Linked DNA regions of Homo sapiens: region 1 is linked to region 2. A link is an interaction called in ENCODE POLR2A ChIA-PET data of the cell type or tissue named here. Cell type or tissue: PC-9. All regions are shown on one strand. Links, peaks and the distances in the headings refer to the core of each region. The heading gives the core; the rest is flanking DNA. Region 1 has its middle 10 kb from the start of BHLHE41. Region 2 overlaps SSPN-AS1 (SSPN antisense RNA 1).

Region 1 (2,915 bases), core at 140-2,639, 100 kb before region 2:
ATCTCACACTTGTATCCACTGTGTATGCCTTCTATCCCCCTCCACCACACTGAATTCAATCACTAAGTTATAGCCAGAGCAATTTTTCTGTTCGTGTCATTCTCTTGATCAAAACTCTTTAATAGCTTCCTATTTCCATTAAGTTAAAATCAAACTTGAAACTCTTCAGTGGCCTGAATATGACTTAGTTCTTGCCTACATCTCAGTCTCATCACTCATTTCTCTGCCCCCCTTTCTAGAATCCAGCATACCAGCTTTCTTTCAAAAAATATTTTTTAATGTACCCTGCTCTTGCTGTCTCAGGTCCTTCACTCACACTGTTTTGATTGATTAGAATGTTTTGTTCCCACTTCCCCAATGTCTTTCCCTTCTCTTCCTCCTACTCAACCTTCGGGTGTCATCTGAAACATCACTGTCTCCAAGAAGCCTTCTCTGAGTTCCTGGACCAGATTTGTCTCCTTCTATCAGCTCCCTTTGTGCCTGTCTTTCATAACTTCTGCTGACTGAAAGACTCATATGACTTTTCAGCATCTGTCTTCCCCACTAGTTTGTAAGCTCCATGAAGACAGACACCTGAATTGTTTACTGCTGTATCCCCAGTGTCTAGGACAGTGTTGAGCACAGAACAGACACACAACTCTTCTGAATGATTCCTAAATGTGCTCCACCAAATCATCTATACACTGAAGTTGGCTTTGTTCCAGGAAAACACTTGAATGACAAGTCATAACCAAGCCACATAACATTTGAAGTGTCCTTGTACCTGTTGAGGGTGGGGAATATAATGTTGGTTCCCACCCTCCCATCCCCCACTAGGACTTTCCTATATTGGTGTGGCTTTTATGGGCAGGGACACCCTCACTATACTTAGAGTACTGCATATTTACTTCTTGGCTTTACCAGGCACATGGAGATTAGAAAGTAGGTACCATGAAGGATCATAAAATGCTCCTGATATTGCAGGAAACTCAGTAGTCTGGCAGGGTCTTTAGTGAAGTAGTGGGAAGTTCTGTCAGGGGGTAGGGCCTGTGGCTGTGGAATTGCTGTTTGTCATTGTACCAGGATTGATGTGCTCGGTGCCCAGAAGGCAGTAAGCTCTGCTCCCTAGCAGCCTTGGTAAGTTGAGTTTCTCACTTGCAGAACTTTTACTTCCTTTCGCAGTGTGCATTAGCAAATCAGAGAGACTGTAAAAGCTGGAGCCAGTCCAGTCGAATTCCACAGGTGCTCCAGAGACCGTGGGTTGGTGAGGTAACATCCAGGGCATGGCTCTCAGAGGCCAGAAGTAGGGAGGGGCGCAGAGTTTGGCCTGGCAAGCTGTGTTTACAGGTTTGCTGGGCTGAGTGGATCACAGGAGGGGGTCCTGGGGCAGAGCCAAAGAGCTTGGTTACCAAGAGTGCAGAAAGAAACAAGCACTGTGCCAGGATGTAGGAGTCAAGCCTCAGACTCCGGAACAAAGTGGGAGGATTGAGAGCCAGTGAAGCCAGTCCATCAGAATGCCAAGCTGGTAGGCACAGAGGAGGCAAGGAGCAAAGGGTCAGTACAGACAAAAGAGAGCTGGGGCAAGATGCAGGAGGCAGGAACCAGGTCTGGAGGATGCGCTACGAATGTGGAGGAATTCTCCTGGAGGTGGTCAGTCAGTCGTGCCCTTGATAGGCTGGAAATAGGGTCAGAAACACATCAACCCTCACCCTCAAGCCAACTTTGCATTTCCTCCTGGCACTCGTACTTGCAAAAACACATAGCTCTCATTTCTCTAATTATGTATTCAAAAAGAAAGTTTTGATTTTTCTGGTCAAGGGCTTCTTGCAAAATCAAACTACGTTTGCCAAATATAGCCCCGGTGACCACAAGCCATCAGCAGGCCTGGGTCTGAGTTCACACCTGCTCAACATTCCTGCATTGCCAGTGGTGATCCAGCTGAGATACAATTCTGAGTCAATTTTGTCATTGGATAATGGCACTACTGATTTTTCCTAGGCTTTTTATTCTGTTTTAGAAATTCTGCTTCAGACATACCAAAGGTAATGAAATAGACATATCTCATATTTCTGTCCTTGTTTCATATTACAGTCCACCCTCCATATCTGTGGGCTCCCATCCATGGATTCAACCAACCTTAGGATATAAATATTTGAAAATAAATTGTGTCTGTACTGAACATGTACAGACATTTTCCCCTTGTCATTATTCTCTAAACAATACAGTTTATTTATATAGCACTTACATTGTATTAGGTGTCATAAGTAATCTAGAGATGTTTTAAAGTGTATGGGATGACGTGTGTAGGCTATGTGTAAAAGACTATGCCATTTTATATCAGGGGACTTGAGCACCCAAGGATTTTGGTATCCACCGGAGGTCCTGGTACCAATACCCTGCAGATACCAAGGGATAAGTGTGTTTCATGTTGCTGTGTATGGTGGCAGAGTTGGTATGGACTTAGGCTTTAAGATCAAGAGGACCTGAGTTTAAATGCTGTTTTCCCCTGAGTAGCTGTGTGACCTTGGACAAATTATGAATGAGTCGGTTATCTCAAATGTAACTACAGAGAAATAGCAGTACCTCCCTCTGTTTATTGCGTGTCCATGACAATGCGCAGAGAACACCCCCATCCTAGTAGGTGAGCAATAAATGATAGCTATTATTTTTCCCATTTGAGCTGCTTGGTTAAAATTATGAGTGTCATAGAAAATATGGGTGTATGAAAATAATTGATGAATTGAGTAACATTTTAAGTTCAAGAGGTAAACCTATTGCTTTCCATTACTCTTTCCTCTAGTAATGGGTGAATAACAATAAAACAGAAGGCCAGACCTGTCAACGTGATTTTCCATTAATGAGATATAGTTAAGAGTCCATGGTACTTCGTGTGCTACTTGGAAATAGGCAGTACTGGTCACAACCTTATCCTTTTA
Region 2 (2,915 bases), core at 155-2,654:
ATTCTTTCACTCAGGTATTTTTACAAAATAGATAACGTTCCTTCCTCAGATACTTTTGCTCGCAAGAGTAGACTTAATTTTTTATTAATTTTTCCCTAGATTGCAACAAAGTGACAAAAGGATGGTTATAAGATTGTAAAAGGAGAGATCACTGCTTCATTTTAATATGGGGAAGCTTAGGACTTGGGACATTGAGCATGGCTATTTAACCAGTGGCAGGGAATGTGCACTCTGGCAAATGCAGGGAGGAGTGACATCATGAGTGTACTTGGTGGCTGGACAAGGTGCCCACAAGTGAAAACGTGGATTCCATTTGGCCTGGCTTGAATTACAAGTAAAAGCATTGCTCCTGGTACAATTCACGCCCACCCACCACTAGATTTTAATATTGTTCCAGACATTCCGGGAGAAACTATTAGAAAGGCTCTCTCCACCTGATTCATCTCTCTGTCCCCTCCTGGGATCCCTCTGCTCCTCCAGATAAGAAACTTCCTCCCCCAACCTTATTCCACAGCAAAATCTGCCCCTCCTTCATTTCCTGTCCCATTTCTATGGGACTCTATTAAGATATTATTGACTCAAGTGCTCATGCTGAATACAGAGATTTCTTCATAAATATGGTTTTCATTTTAACAGGCTATTTCTAACAATCAGAAAAACTTTCAGATCCAGAGAAATGCGGCACCCTGCCAAGGAGTGGAGACCCACCCAGTCATCCTTCAAACTCACCATGTAGGTGGCCACCCACTCTGTCTGACCAGAATTATCAGACTTTCAGGGCTCATGGGACTTGGAGAACATGGACCATCAGCCCCAGCCCTGGCTGTGGCTTGGAAACCTGTGTGGATCTGTGGCTAAACAGGTTGCTGGTTACAACTCTGTGCTCAGACTGGTGGAAGGGAGGTATCCAGAAGAAGCTGGCAGGAAGGGATTTTTCCTCCCATGATTTCAGAGGACATTTTACTGTGGAAGACAGGATGAGTGAAAGGGAAGAATTCATGCAGAACCTCTTTGCTCCCAGGGCCCGGCTCCCTAAGCATTCCTTGTGACAACTCACCAAGGTTGACTGGCTTTGCTCAGACCCCTGAGCTTCTCTATTCATTCCACACAGAACACCCTCAGATACTGGCTGGGCTTCACAGTGCTGCCCAGAGGAGGACATGTCAGCCAATCAGCAGGAAAGATGCTCATTTCTTGTTGAAAAAGTCCCAAATTGTAACTTAACAGGGTGATCTCTCTCTCACTCTCTCTCTCTCTTTTTTTTTTTAATTTCCAGAATGTGTTTTTCCCCTAGAGTCCTTGAGCACAGACCTGCGGTTTTCTCTCTCCTGGTTTTACAGTCTATCTGCCTCAAGCCAAGAGACTTGGCTCTGCTCCCCCCTGACTCAGAGTCTCGGCTGGTAGCTGAACCCAGGAAGCCCTGGCCCCACGTCTCTCCCTGGAACCACCAGACCACACAGCCTCCTGTGCTCAACCCTTTGGCTGGGTGTCCTGCCTCCTCTTTGTTTGGAAAGAGATGTCTTACGTAACTCCACAACCTTCTAAAGGCTCCATTGTCTTCCACTTGGGAGAGCTCAAAACAACCCATTAGTGACTTATGACTTATCACAAAGAGAATCTATTGCCCACATATCCACAGCCCCCATGGAGCTAGCCTCACCTATCTTACTTAGATCAATAATCAACAATGAGACTTAATGACTTGTGGTCTTTGGGAAATTATAAGTTCAGTACAAGGTGCAGGAAATACAAAGGCTAGTTCATCTATAGGTCACGGTACTTCGCCCAGGCAGCACATGAAAGTCATTTGTAATTCAAGATTGAGACAGGCATAAACAATTCTGATCTGATTATTCTTTTACTAATCTGATTTTGATAAACAGCTGATGAAAATGGAAGGTGTCTGGTCATCAGAGGAGAGATACTCAGGCAGTGAAATAAGTTTTCCTTATCTCACTGGATAGGGATTTATTTCAAGGCTCCTATTAATAGCCCCTAATGCCAAGAACTGTGATCGCTGCCCTGGACTGCAAGAGCCTTCTGAGCAAAATGACAGAAACCCATTGGGTAGGGCATTCTCCTTCATTTTTATTTTCTATAAGTCTCTGATTAGCCCTGTTGGGAATTCTAGTAATTATTTTAAGCTGGCACCTTTAGGAAAAAAAATATATCTCTTAGGATTTAATTAAAAATGAAAAGAACCTCTGCATGATGTTGCCAAGGAGCTTTCACTGTTTAAGGTGGGGTGTAGACCAGGAAGAATAAAACACTCTGCACTAGGTGACATTTCCATCTGGTTCTGCTGCCAGAGCAGCCCTGGGGAGAGGAGCAGGAGAAAGAGAGGGGACAGCCTGCTCCAGCCTGCTCTCTCCTCCCCATGGACCTCATGGTCTTTCAAGGATCCTGCAAGTCCTTTGCTTCTTTCTTTCTGCAGCAGACATTTTCTCATCTGGGACCAGCTATGTGACTTGTTTCAGGTGGAGGCACATTTCTTTCCCTGCTCAGTGACATGTGAGTCCTCGACAAGCTTTCAGAAGGGATTCCTGAACTTGGTGAGGCACAGCCCTCTCCAACTGCCTTGTGGAGCATCCCTGGGCAGCATGCAGAGGAGAGGTGAGAGGCTGCCTACCCGTGCTGTGGCTGTCCCTCCCACCTCCCTTAAAGCCTCCACGTCAGGCGCCAGTCCACCAGGTTCACTGCGTGCATCTTTGGACAGCAGTTGCAAAACTGAGAGTTCCAGAAATTGTGCTACACTCAGTTTTGTGTATACATGTGGCTCAGGTCTCATCATCTTCAGCTCATCACATTTCAAAATGCTGAGAGTAGAAAGCGTTTCTCATTCTGGCTTTAAAAGAGAGATTTCCCCAAGGATCACACCTCTTCAGTCTTTGGGCCCAAGCTTCTTGAAGGAGCTA

What was found. ChIA-PET counts read pairs that join two places held together with the same protein. Peaks named below come from ENCODE experiments on the same cell type or tissue, not always from the same donor. Only the 100,000 strongest peaks of a DNase experiment are listed, where the experiment ranks them.
Region 1: POLR2A ChIA-PET joins it to region 2 with 6 read pairs; 6 of 35 experiments call an interaction of 5 or more read pairs at or near these places.

Annotation. Positions count from the first base shown.
Region 1 is chr12:26,133,915-26,136,829 of GRCh38, forward strand. It overlaps a transcript of SSPN not described here. Among named protein-coding and RNA genes, the nearest start is that of BHLHE41, 10 kb to the left of the region's middle. In PC-9, for the core only: no CTCF peak of the experiment used is centred there; DNase peaks (open chromatin) are centred at 1,307 and 1,837; H3K27ac peaks cover 2,314 bases.
Region 2 is chr12:26,238,205-26,241,119 of GRCh38, forward strand. The region is part of intron 1 of SSPN-AS1 (SSPN antisense RNA 1); the gene reads right to left. Among named protein-coding and RNA genes, the nearest start is that of SSPN-AS1, 32 kb to the right of the region's middle. In PC-9, for the core only: no CTCF peak of the experiment used is centred there; a DNase peak (open chromatin) is centred at 1,537; H3K4me3 peaks cover 1,558 bases; H3K27ac peaks cover 2,500 bases.